Linked DNA regions of Homo sapiens: region 1 is linked to region 2. Evidence: chromatin contacts called from ENCODE Hi-C or POLR2A ChIA-PET data. All regions are on one chromosome and are shown on one strand. The core of a region is the stretch at or near the end of the contact, and the rest is flanking DNA. Distances in the headings are between cores, read along the strand shown. Region 1 holds the start of TAF4B (TATA-box binding protein associated factor 4b). Region 2 holds the start of RBBP8 (RB binding protein 8, endonuclease).

What was found. A loop is a pair of places that touch in the nucleus more often than their neighbours do. ChIA-PET counts read pairs that join two places held with the same protein, here RNA polymerase II (POLR2A). Pooled maps may share reads with other maps.
Region 1: a map with no recorded cell type shows a loop between it and region 2 (21-fold over the local background). The contact joins the promoter of TAF4B here to the promoter of RBBP8 in region 2. A Hi-C loop is called at or near these places in 1 of 37 single-sample maps with no recorded cell type and 7 of 50 pooled maps. POLR2A ChIA-PET finds 5 or more read pairs at or near these places in 2 of 52 experiments (OCI-LY7 and activated CD4-positive, alpha-beta T cell).

What each region holds. Positions count from the first base shown.
Region 1 is chr18:26,221,556-26,227,704 of GRCh38, reverse strand. It overlaps TAF4B (TATA-box binding protein associated factor 4b), which reads right to left and starts at 1,260. Exons shown (of 15, transcript NM_005640.3): 1 at 429-1,260. The coding sequence starts at 771. RefSeq lists a silencer at 621-780 and enhancers at 1,431-1,530, 1,561-1,630.
Region 2 is chr18:22,929,663-22,935,486 of GRCh38, reverse strand. It overlaps RBBP8 (RB binding protein 8, endonuclease), which reads right to left and starts at 2,159. Exons shown (of 19, transcript NM_002894.3): 1 at 1,923-2,159. It overlaps RBBP8-AS1 (RBBP8 antisense RNA 1), which reads left to right and starts at 1,723. Exons shown (of 5, transcript NR_198963.1): 1 at 1,723-1,899. MIR4741 (microRNA 4741) reads right to left here and starts at 2,138; the gene lies at 2,049-2,138. RefSeq lists enhancers at 1,366-1,415, 1,776-1,905, 1,589-2,429, 5,764-5,813 and a silencer at 2,036-2,115.

The sequences.
Region 1 (6,149 bases), core at 11-2,510, 3.3 Mb before region 2:
TCCAGACTGGGCGACAGAGCGAAACCATACCTCATTCGTTCATTCATTCATTCATAATTAATAAAATAAGTACAACGCACTTCTACATAATCTAAGCGTATGGAAATCCACGGTATAAACCGGTCCATCCTCCACATGGAAATTAACTTCGGCTATATTATCTCCTCCACCTAAGAGCCAGTGCCTGAAAGCCCCCCCGAATACGCTGATGTAGCTTTTTACTGTATCACTTAGGTGAAAAGATTCTTTCCTTAAATATGAAAAGAAAAACTATGTAGTAATGACACAAAAAGAATATGTTAACTGTAAAGTCAAGATTATGAAATGTTCCCGTGGCTCAGTTTTTTTAGGAGCAATCTGGAGCTGCGAATTTTCCCGTCGCCGCCAGCTGGACCGACAGACAAGGCTGGAAAGGGTTATCAACATACCTGGAGGAAGCTGCAAATTAGCAGGAAACTGGATTGTCGTGGTGTTGGGGGCTTTCACGGCGACTATCTGAGGAGCAGGCAGCCTAGGGCCGCTGCTGACTTTAGGAGGGGCGCTGACCGGAGCCACTTTGGTCACCAGGGTCCCCACGGGGGACCGCAGGGGCTGGGACGCCGTGGGCTCCACGCAGACGCTGACAGGAGCCTTAGTCACGGCGCCCAGGGCCACCGGAGTGCTCTCCACCCGCACCGGCAGCGCCCCGGCCGGGGCCATGGTCACGGTCCCCGAGGCGCTCACAGCAGCCGGGGGAGCGGCGCCGGCGGGTTCGGTGAGGCCGGCGGGCATCCCCCAGGGGCTCAGCGGCAGCTTTGGCGCTGCGGTTCCGGGAGCAGAGGTGAGGGGAGGCTTGGCGCGCGGCAGCCGACTCCGGTGCGGTTCGGGTTCCACAGCATCGCTGGGGAGAGGCGCGGGGGCCGCAGCAGCGAAGTCAGTGACGGGCGCCCGCTGCACGGCAGGACACGCGCGTCCCGGACCTTCCTCTCGTCCGCGCGAGCCTGGGCTGCCCCCGGAGCGACACCCGCCCGACCTCTCGCAGCTTCCTCAGCGGCGCTCACACGTGCGCTGCCTCAGCCCTGCGCCTCAGGCTCGGGTCCCGCTGCGGGGGAGCCTGGACTTGCGGCTCCCGGAAGGTCGTCGCTCACACCTCGAGCCTAACTGCGCAGCTGCTCCCCCGCCAGAAATTTCAAAACTACGAACCCCGAGTGCCCACAGCCCCCTACGCGCGATTGGCACGGCCCCGCCGCGCGGCCACGCCAGCCATGTTTATATAGCCACGCGGAGACCTCGCGCACGCGCCCAGGCCGCCGCCACCGCCCCGGGTTTCCCCGGGATCCGGCCGCGTGATTGGCCAAGGAGCGGAGCCGCGCCCGTGACGTCACTGGGGACGGCTCCAGGGAGCGTTAAAATCTTCCCCAGAATCGCCAGCAAGGAGGGGCGATGCCAGAAACCTATCACGTGGGAGGGGCAAGCTGCACTTGGAAAACTGCGGCATCCGTGTTCCTCTCCTTGTGTCCCCTGTAGTGTGTTCCTCGAAAAGCCAGCACTAGACTATCTCCAGGATTCTATTTTTTAAGGAGAAAATGGGGAGGACTGATTTCCGAGAAGAGTGACTCAATAAGAATTCAATCACGCATTTTCAGTGTTTTTCTCTGCTGTCTTCACACTGAAGCGTTGCTAAAATTCGCAGTTAGAATTGACATTGTAAAAATTAAAATGGCGTATAGTTTTATAGTCTGTGAGATGTGCCTATTTTCATATTTTAGAGTTAAACTGCCTAAAATCTTAAATGGAAAATCGTTTCTTCTTTGGTGCTGCTATAGGTGTCTCTATCACCTCTAAACATTAAAATTGTATGTCTGTCTTCTGAAAAACTTAATGCCTTTTGATATCTATATAATTAGATTCTAGCACTTAGATATTAAGCGTGATCCTAGATATTATCTGGATAAATAAAAGGTGTTGAGTGAATCGATATGAAAAAACTTGCCTGTTTGTAATGCAGTCAGAGAAGATGCCTTAATTTCAAGCTAAAGTCATTATATTGTATGTTTGTAGGAACCAACACTGCACTGAAAGGCGATTTTACAAGTAGGCAGATGCTATGATCTGAATGTTGTGGTGTTTTGTTTTGTTTTGTTTTGTTTTGTTTTGTTTTGGAAACAGGATCTAACTCTGTCACCCAGGCTGGAGTGCAGTGGCACCATTGGCTCATTGCAGCCTCCACCTCCTGGGCTCAAGTGATCATCCTACCCTCCTACCTCAGATTCCCGAGTAGCTGGAACCACAGGGGAGCGGCACTATGCCTAGCAAAAACGGGATCTCGTTATATTGTCCAGGCTGGTCTCCAATTCCTGAGCTCCCGCCTGGGCCTCCCAAAGTGCTAGGATTATACCCCCAACTGAGTGTTAAAATGCTAAAGCTGGAGTTGATAATATTAGAAGGTTGGGCCTTTGAAAGGTGATTAGATCATAAGGGTGGAGCCCTCATGAATGGGATTCCATTCAGGACAAATCATGTTAAAGTGATGAATATGTTAACTTGATTTAATTATTTCACGACACATACAAATGTAACATGATACCTCATAAATACATACAATTATTATTTGTTAGTTAAATACATTAAATAAATAATTTTTTTAAAAAAAGAAACCTCAGAAAGATCCCTCACCCCTTCCAGCAAGTGAGGTTATGGTAAAAAGACTGCTGTCTAGAAAGTAGACTCTCATCAGATACCACATCTGCCTTGATCTTGAACTTCCCAACCTCTGGAATTATGGGACATGAATTTCTCTTTTTATAAGCTACCCAGTTTATGATATTTCATTATAGAAGCCCGAGTGGACTAAAATAGCAGGCAACCTGATGGTTACAGCTCCTGCTTTTCCCCCTCTCTGTAAACGTGTGCCGGCACGTTTAGATAAGATCTACTCACAAGATCTAGTAAAGTCCACACACTTACTACCTTTACTGTCTCTCACTTCTTGACCAGTCTAAATCCATCTCATGACCTAAACCAATCACCCTCCCTTTCTATGGTGAATTCCCTGATCACTTACCTTCTAGCAAATGCCTCAAAGTGGAGTTGGGGAGAGAAAAACTCAATTTATTGAGCACCTCCTGTGTGCTGGTCACCAAGAGATGCATTTCCTTTTTCTAACTGCTTCATTTTACAAACTTAAAAACTGCAGTTAAAAGAGTAATGTTTCCAAGAAGCTGGAATTCAAACTCATCAGTATGATGCCAAAGTACATCTCTTTCCATTACTCCAAAACGTCTGATTAATCATGTATCCCACAGTGCCCTTGGCAAAATGCCTTGAGCATAAAAGGCATTTAATAAATACTTGCTAAGGTAATGAATTGAATGAAGCTATGCAACATTTTCAGTGAAGCAAAATGGTGTAGTGTATTTGAATCTTAGATATGTTCTTCACTAACTGGCCAAATTATCCCCGATTTTTTTCCCTCCATATAGTATGTTTCAATAGATACTTGGGTACGGAAGCATCAAAGTTTGTTTATAGAACTCTCCCTTTCTAAATTTCCACTAGACCCCCACCATCAATTCACACACTTTGTTTAGATAGGCAATTAACCTCCACCATCAAATTACAAAGAGACTTGGTTGGGGAACTATATTTTTTCATAAAGTTAACCTCATGCATTTCCCTCTCTCTCTCTCTCTCTGGTGTATGTGTGTGTGTGTGTGTGTGTGTGTGTGTGTGTGTGTTTCGGCAGGGCAGGGCTGGGTGGGGGTGAGGTCGTGCAAGGGAGAACAGGGTATCCCTGTCTCTGTCACCCAGAGTAGTTCAGTGAGGCCATCATGGCTCACTTGCAGCTTCAACCTCCTGGGCTCAAGAAATCCTTTCACCTTAGCCTCCCAAGTAGCTGGGGACCACAGGCTGTACCACCATGCCTGGCTAATTTTGTTTGTTTGCTTGTTTGTTTGTTTTGCAAAGACAACGGTCTAACTGTTAGGTTGGTGCAAAAGTAATTTCGGCAATATGTTGCCAAGGCTGATTTCAAACTCTTGGACTCAAGTGATCCTCCTGTCTCAGACTCCCAAAGTGCTGGGATTACAGGCGTGAGCCACCCATTTTTCTTATAATTGTTTATAATATGCAAATGCCTGATGTGGTGGTTCCTGCCTATAATCCTAGCACTTTGAGAGGCCTCAAGCAGGAGGATTGCTTGAGGCCAGGAGTTTGAGACCAGCCTGACCAACATGGCGAAACCCCCTCTCTATTAAAAATACAAAAATTAGCTGGGCTTGGTGGTACACACCTGTAATCCCATCTAATTGGGAGGCTGAGGTAGGAGAATCGCTTGAACCTGAAAGACAGAGGTTGCAGTGAGCTGAGATCGTCCCACTGCACTCCAGCCTAGGTGACAGAGCAAGACTCCATCTCAAAAGAAAAAAACAATTATTAACCAATAAACAGATACTCATAAAAAATTAGATTACACACAAAACTATTAATGGAAGATATTTCTATTTAGAGACATTCCAAGTGATAGTTTTTGTCTCTCTGCATTTTCTAATTTTCCTACAGTGAATGCGTCTTATTTGCATAATCCAAAATTAAAACAAGCTTTTTCTTAAAATATATATTCTTAGTGACAATTGAAATCTGTAAGCACAGCTAAATACTCTCCAGTCTCCTCAACATAGCATCCAAGTACCTTTAATGGATCTCATGAACCTGGACAAATATGGTAGCTTGCTGAAGCTATGCCAAGCTGAAACTTATTACAAATACTGTCTTAACCTAAGAAGACAGGCTATTTTCTCAGTGAGAGTAATCATTTCTTTTCACTTCACATTAAGTGTGGAAAAAGTAATAAGACTGTTTAAGAAGCCAAAAATCCCAAAAATAGTATTTCTTTTGTAAAAGATTCTGCAAACACAGGATTTTATACTTTGTATTATAACACCAATTTTCTTGAATTATATTATTTTCAAAAACCTCTCCTCCCTACCTACCTTCAGTCATTCATCTATGTAATACGTATTGAGTGCTTACTATGAGCTTGGCAATAAAGAATACATCAGTCAGGCTGGGCTCAGTGGCTCATGCCTGTAATGCCAACACTTTGGGAGGCTGAGGAGGGTGGGTCACTTGAGGCCAGGAGTTTGAGACAAGCCTGGCCAACATGGCGAAACTCCATGTTTACAAAAAATACAAAAATTAGCCTGGTGTGGTGGCACGTGCCTGTAGTCCCAGCTACCTGGGAGGCTGAGGCACAAGAATCGCTTGAACCCGGGAGGCAGAGGTTGCAGTGAGCCGAGATCACGCCACTGCATTACAGCATGTAACAGAGTAAGACTCTGTCTCAAAAAAAAAAAAAAAAATAGCTTTAGAGAAGAGAGTGATTGACTGTATCAAATGCAGCAGGTAGGTCAAATAAAATGAGGACTGAGGAGTGCCTGTTCAATAGAGCAACACAGGCATCACTGGTAACTTTGACAAGAGTAGTTAGTCCTGTGGAATGTGGGCGTGAAAGCCTATTTAGAGTACGTTCATGAATGAATGGATGGAAATGTAAAGTTATAATGCAAAGTAGGGGAGAAAAAAATGGGGCCATGGGGGAAGGGATGAGGTCAAGAAAGAGATTTTCTTTGCAATAACTGCATGTTTGTATGCTGATGGCAGTGTTCCAGTAGGGAGGGAAAATTGCTGATAGAGGAATAAAGAGGAATATTTGAATTGTTGGAGCCATGTCCTTGAAGGCAAAAAAAAGGATAAAATCTAGTGCACAAGTGTGCGCCTGTAATCCCAGCTCCCTGGGAAGCTGAGGCAGGAGGATCACTTGAGGACTTTTGAGGTCGTAGTGCACTATAATCCTGCCTGTGATTAGCAACTGCACTGTTGCTGGTGCAACATAGTAAGACCCCCATCGCTAAAAAAAAGTTTTTTTTTAATCTAGTGCACAAGTGGAGGGGTTGAGCTTTGATAAGAGCCATAGACCATTCATCTATGGCAAAAGAAGGGAAGGCAGAGTTCTTGGCTATAGACACTGGTAGATGGATATTTGTGGTGGTGGGAACTTGTGTAAATTCCTTTCTAATCATTCTCCCTTTCTCCAGTCCAATCTATGTCTCCCACTGTTTCTAGGACAATCTTCCTAAAATGCAAATTTAATTATACAGCTCTCCTACTTA
Region 2 (5,824 bases), core at 910-3,409:
AAAAATAATCCAGAAACTAAATATGAGCTGGATTTTAGATATTAGGAAATTATTAATTTTCTTGGGTATGATAATGATGCGGTTTTGTTTGTTTTTTTTTTAGAAAGGCCTTATCTGTTAAAGGGATATTTACCGAGATATTTACAGGTAAAGGGATATACTCTGCGATTTGCTTGAAAAAAAAAAAATCCAGCAAAAACAAACAAAAATGGATGTTGGGTGAAGAGATGAAACAAGGGCTGAACTTCAACAATTTCTGAAGCTGGGTGGGTGCGTATACAATGGGGTTCATAATTCCAGTATTTCTCTTGTGTACATTTATTTCTGTAAAAAAGTTTTTAAAAGTAGAATTAGGTGCACTGCATTAGTTTTGTTACCAAAGAGGTTTTTATTCTATCTTTAACTCTAACAGATAAACAAATGGGCCTATATATAATTGTGAATAAAAGTCACCATTTGTTTCCCACATACCAGAAACTATAGAATATTAATATTAATATTTGTATTTATATATTATTTAATATATAATTATATATTATAGAATATTTATATTCTACCTAACCTTCAGAAAAACTCTGTAAGACAGCTACTATAATTTCATTTTAGAGTTGGGGGAAGAGGCGTAAGGCAGTAAATGTCCAAGGTCACACAGCTGGGACATGGCTATGTCAGGGATGGAAATCAAGTCATGAGACCAATAACTGTAAAATACCTCTCTGTAGCCCGCATGTTCTCAATCATAGGTGGGAACTGAACAATGAGAACACCTGGACACAGGAAGGGGAACGTCACACACCGGGGCCTGCCGTGGGGTGGGGGGAGGGATAGGATTAGGAGATATACCTAAAGTAAATGACGAGTTAATGGGTGCAGCACACCAACATGGCACATGTATGCATATGTAACAAACCTGCACGTCGTGCATATGTACCCTAGAACTTAAAGTATAAAAAATAATAATAAAATAAAGAAAAAATACCTCTCTGCAGCAAAAAGAAAAAAAAAGAAGACATAAACGATTTCTATTAAGTCAACAGTTTAAAATGAAGGTTTAATTACTTCAATGACCGAAAAAGTATTAACATATTCGTTTAAAGAGTGTAAAATAAGCATCCTTTACGTATCTATCTTCAAGTAAGTGATGTACAGTGCCTTAAAAACAAAACATAAAAACAAAACATTCAACTTGCAAATTCTGGCTCGCAAAACCCTTTCCACCTACCCGCATGCCCGGCACTTTTTGTTAGCATCTCTCTCTGCAATGAACCGTTATTCGAGGCACGACGACAATGTACATTTTTCAATCTCTCAGAACGTCACGTCTTACCTCCCAAGTTGCATTCTGGGCTCAAAGGCCTGTAATTTGTGTGTATTCCTTAGTATAAACCACTACACTGCAGGTGCTCACCAAAATACTCGCTGCCACACCACAGGTATTCTCACACGGGTAAGGCGAGAGGCACATTTCATCACACAGGGGACTTGAACAAACTGCACGGGACATTTCAGGGGTCCTCTTATGGGCGGAGCAGAGCAGCGGGGCAAAGGCTTTCCAGCCAGGTCCCTTCTCCATCCATTTCTCCCCAGGTGCCCGCGCCGGTTCCGCGTGCGGGTCTGGCCAAAAAACCTCCGAAGCGCGCGCGCGAGCCGCAGTCGGCGCATGCGCGGGGCGGGCTTGGCGGCGAAAGGCGCTTCCTCAGCCCGCGCGGGAGACCCAGAAGTAGTACTGAGGTAGCGCTCGTCCTCCCGCCGGTCCACCACCACCGAGTGTAGCCCGGGCCCGGCCTATTTCATCAGACACAACCCCAGAGCCGGGAGCCACCCCTACCCCGGGAGCCCTTCGCCAAGCACGCAGCTCCAGACCAGAAGCAGTCGCTCCGACCCAGAGCTCCGGGTGGGGTAAAGAGATTGCTTTTACTCACCGCCTCCGAGATTGCCTCGGGATTCGCGAAAGCCCCCGAAGGGAAGCGAGCACTTTCTGAGGCTGTGAAAGGACGGCTGCTCGCTTTTCTCTTTCGCCCTTTTCCCTCACCAGAGTGCCAAATCCTCGGTGGGAAAGCCGACCCCTCCGGACAGCCCGCGCTTTAAGGCCGGGGGCTGCCGGCCGGGCTCGGAGGCGGCCGGACCCGCCCCGCCCGGGAGCCCGCGCGACGTCACGCGGGAGTTCCACTTGCGTCACGCCCCTTCCTCCAGCTGCCCATCGCGGCGGCGCACTTCGTGCCCTAGCTGAGGAGCGGGCTCTTCGGTGCGGCCCATCCCGGAGGGCGATGGTTGGGGAGGGGAGCGCTACCTCGGAGCTGCCGGGAGCTACCCGAAGAGTCTGGCGACCGCCACAGCATTTCTGAATTGCGCTGGGGAAAGCTCAAGCCGTTCTGTTGGGGGAGCATCAAGCCCTTGCGGTTCTGTGAAAGTTATCTGTACACTGTGTCTAGCTTAAGCATTTTGCAGGGAAGCATGTGTAGAGTGACCTGTACCGAATGAAGAGTTAAAATTAACTGATGGGGGGTATGGACGCGGATCCGTCTAACATAGTTTTCGGCCTTGTCGCTGTTATCTGCAGTTTAGTGATGTGACCTGACAGGGTTGTGCGGTAACGCCATAGATCAAAACGATCTGTATTTTGCTGAGGTTAAACGGGAAGTTTCTGGCAAATTTGAAACGAGAAGGAATCTCCTTCAGCATTATTTATTGGGACAACATGCTGTTAGATAATTTTTTTTAAAAAGTCCATTTTTCTTGTGGCTGTTCGTTTGAGATTCAAACCGATAGTAGGTATTCCTATTTCTCCTGATTTGTAAAAGAATCGTTTTTAGACCACTAGAAATTCTACAAATGAACAAAATAGACTAGAATCAAATATCTTTTAAACCAGTCCAGTACTTTTGTGTAATTATTCTAAGACCTGGGAAGGGATAATATTAACAGGCTTTAAAAGTTTAGTACTTAGAAATCATAAATACAAAGTGGAAAGGTAATTTTTCCACCTGTCCCACATCTTAAGGGATGAATAAATATAACTTAAAAAGTTAGTATACAGAAGAGGGGTGCTAAACCTTCTATTAGCCTGTTACAGCAACTATCATTCACTTCCCCATTTTATAAGACTTAACTCCACATTTTTAAAAGAAAATGGATGAAATTTTGACTATGTAATTTTTAACGCAAGATAGGAAACATAATTGACAGAGTGAAGCTTTTATGTTTATGACAGAAATAACCTGTAATAAGTTTGTCATTTAACAGAGTATTGAAAGAGCAGTGTGCTGTGGTCTCTACTGTGGTCCAAAGAAAAACTGAGCAGAATGACCCAACCTGTTCCTATGGCCTCTGCCTGTGTCTCACTCTCTAATCCATTTATGCAAGTCAGAAACCAAAGAGTCATCCTTGACACTTTATTCATCCCTAACTTCCATATCCAAGCCATCACGCAGTCCAATTTTACTTACTAAACATGTAAATCCATCCCCTTCTCTCCATCACTACCTCCATAATCCAAGATACTGTTATTTCTTACCTAGTCTACTGCTAGGCTCCTTTCCACATCCACGCTACCAACCACCCCTCCTAAATCTTTGTTTTCACTGGTGTTCAGAAAAAAATTTGAACTTCTATTCTCCATATATATATTTAATTTTAAATTACATACATGTACTGTTGAAAAATGGTACATGATCTAATGAAGTTACAGGCTCTGAAGTCAGACATCTGGGTTTAAATCCTGCTCTAATACTTCCTTACTGAGTGACTTTGGACTGACTGCTTAAGCTCGCTGTCCCATTTTACCTACCTGTAAATTGAGGATAATAATAGTACCAACCTCACAGGGTATTAAGATTAAATGAATATATGTAAACTGCTTAGTATTCAGATATATACTATGTGCCCAAAAGCTAGCCATAATTAGTATTTCTTAGCTAATATGATTATAATCCATTTTAAAAGCATTTTTAAAGGATAAAAAATAGAATAAAAATACATCTTCCCTCCTCCACCTTAAATTGTGTCTACTTTGAGACCACTTCTCTATACTGCAGCTACTGTGATCTTGAAAAGTAAATCTGTTAATGTCACTATGCTGCTTAAACCCTTTCAGTGGCTTCCAGTTACTCTGTGAAGGAAGCCCCTTTGAATTGCCTCTGCTACCCCTTTGGCTTTATTTCCAGACATTTTCTGTCCTCTGGTCTCACTAGACTTTTGATGTCTCCTAGGCCATTGCGTGCTATTGTCTCTGCCTGGAGTTCTCCACCAAACCTACCCCCACTCTTTGCCCCAGCTATCTACTAATCATGTTTTTATCTTATTTCAATAGTCTCTTCTACTAGATCCTCCTACAGTACCATGTAACCTCCCCATCTTACAGTTTTTATTGTTTTAGTTATTTAATTAATTCTGTCTCCCCACTGGACTGTAAATTTCTTGAGATAAAAAACCACGTCTTGGGCCAGACTTTGGGTGGCTGAGGCAAGAGGATCACTTGAGGCCAGGAGTTCAAGATGAGCTTGGGCAACATAGTGAAATCTTGTCTCCTATTCTAAAAATCAAACCAAAATAGCTGGACACAGTGGTTCGTGCCTCTAGTTCTAGTTACTGTGGAGGCTGAGGTGGGAGGATTGCTTGAGCCCAGGAGTTCAAGGCTGCAGTGAACTATGATTGTGCCACTGTACTCCAGCCTAGGTGACAGAGCGAGAGACCCTGTCTTAAAATTAAAAAAATAAAAAATAAAAAAGGTTTGTTCACCCTTTTATCTCCAGGAACTAGCCCAGTGTCTGCCACCAAATCAATATTCTATGAATGAATGAAATGGGCATTCCCTGGTGGATCCCATTTCTATGTAAATGGAAACCTTTGGGTACATTCAAAATTCTTAGATTTTTAAATGAGATTTTATATGGCCACTTTAACAATGGAAATGGCGGGCATCCTCATAGATAGGTTCTAAAGCTTTAAGAACCACATGGAATAAATTTTGAGGTTCCAAAGATCTGCTGAAAAAACATCTTTAACAGAGAAGCAGTTATTTTGAACTCTTCATAATACTGGGTTTCTCATATGTTGTGGCTTAGGACAGTACTTCCCAAACTTTTTCAATTTCAGCATGCTTAGAAAATGAACACTTGTGTTATATATTGTAATGAAAAGATGAGGCTGCTTCCATCCAGTGGCAACAGAAGTTGAGACTAGTCACCTCAGGCCCAGTGCTGCCACCTTCAGGGCTAGGTTTTTAATGTCCCAGCACACCTATTGGAGGCCCCTGGCTAGAATGCTGAATTTAAATAAACTAGTGAAATAGTTAAAATGGTAAGTTTACATTATGTATATCTAGGCACCAATTTAAAATAAATTGTGTGATAGCAGTACAGACTCTAGGATTCTTAAAAGTAAAGTTTTGGAACTCACGTAGATTTAAAAGTCATCTAACTCAAGCCATTTACAAATGAAATCCTGTAGATTCTAGAATCTATGCTTAACTCCTGCAGCTGGGTAGTTGAGTGTTGTGAAGGGAAAATGACGTATCACGTTAGACTGATATCACTAAAGTCATATGGTTTCAAACTTCATGCAGGGCATCAGTTAATCCTTAAAATAGCCTTTGTTCAGCTCTTTTTATTTTCTCTGCTGTCTTCCAGACCTTTACTATTTTCAGTCCTCAAGCCTCTGAAGCTATTTTCACTCTAGGTGGACAACCTGGCCTCCTGATTAAACAAGACAATTGAGCTCCACAAGTGTGATCTTCCTAAACTTGCTTTTTTCTTTCTCAACCCTACGAATTAGGCAAAACCATTTGCAGTTAAAAATACAACCTGAGGCCAGATAGGGTGGCTCA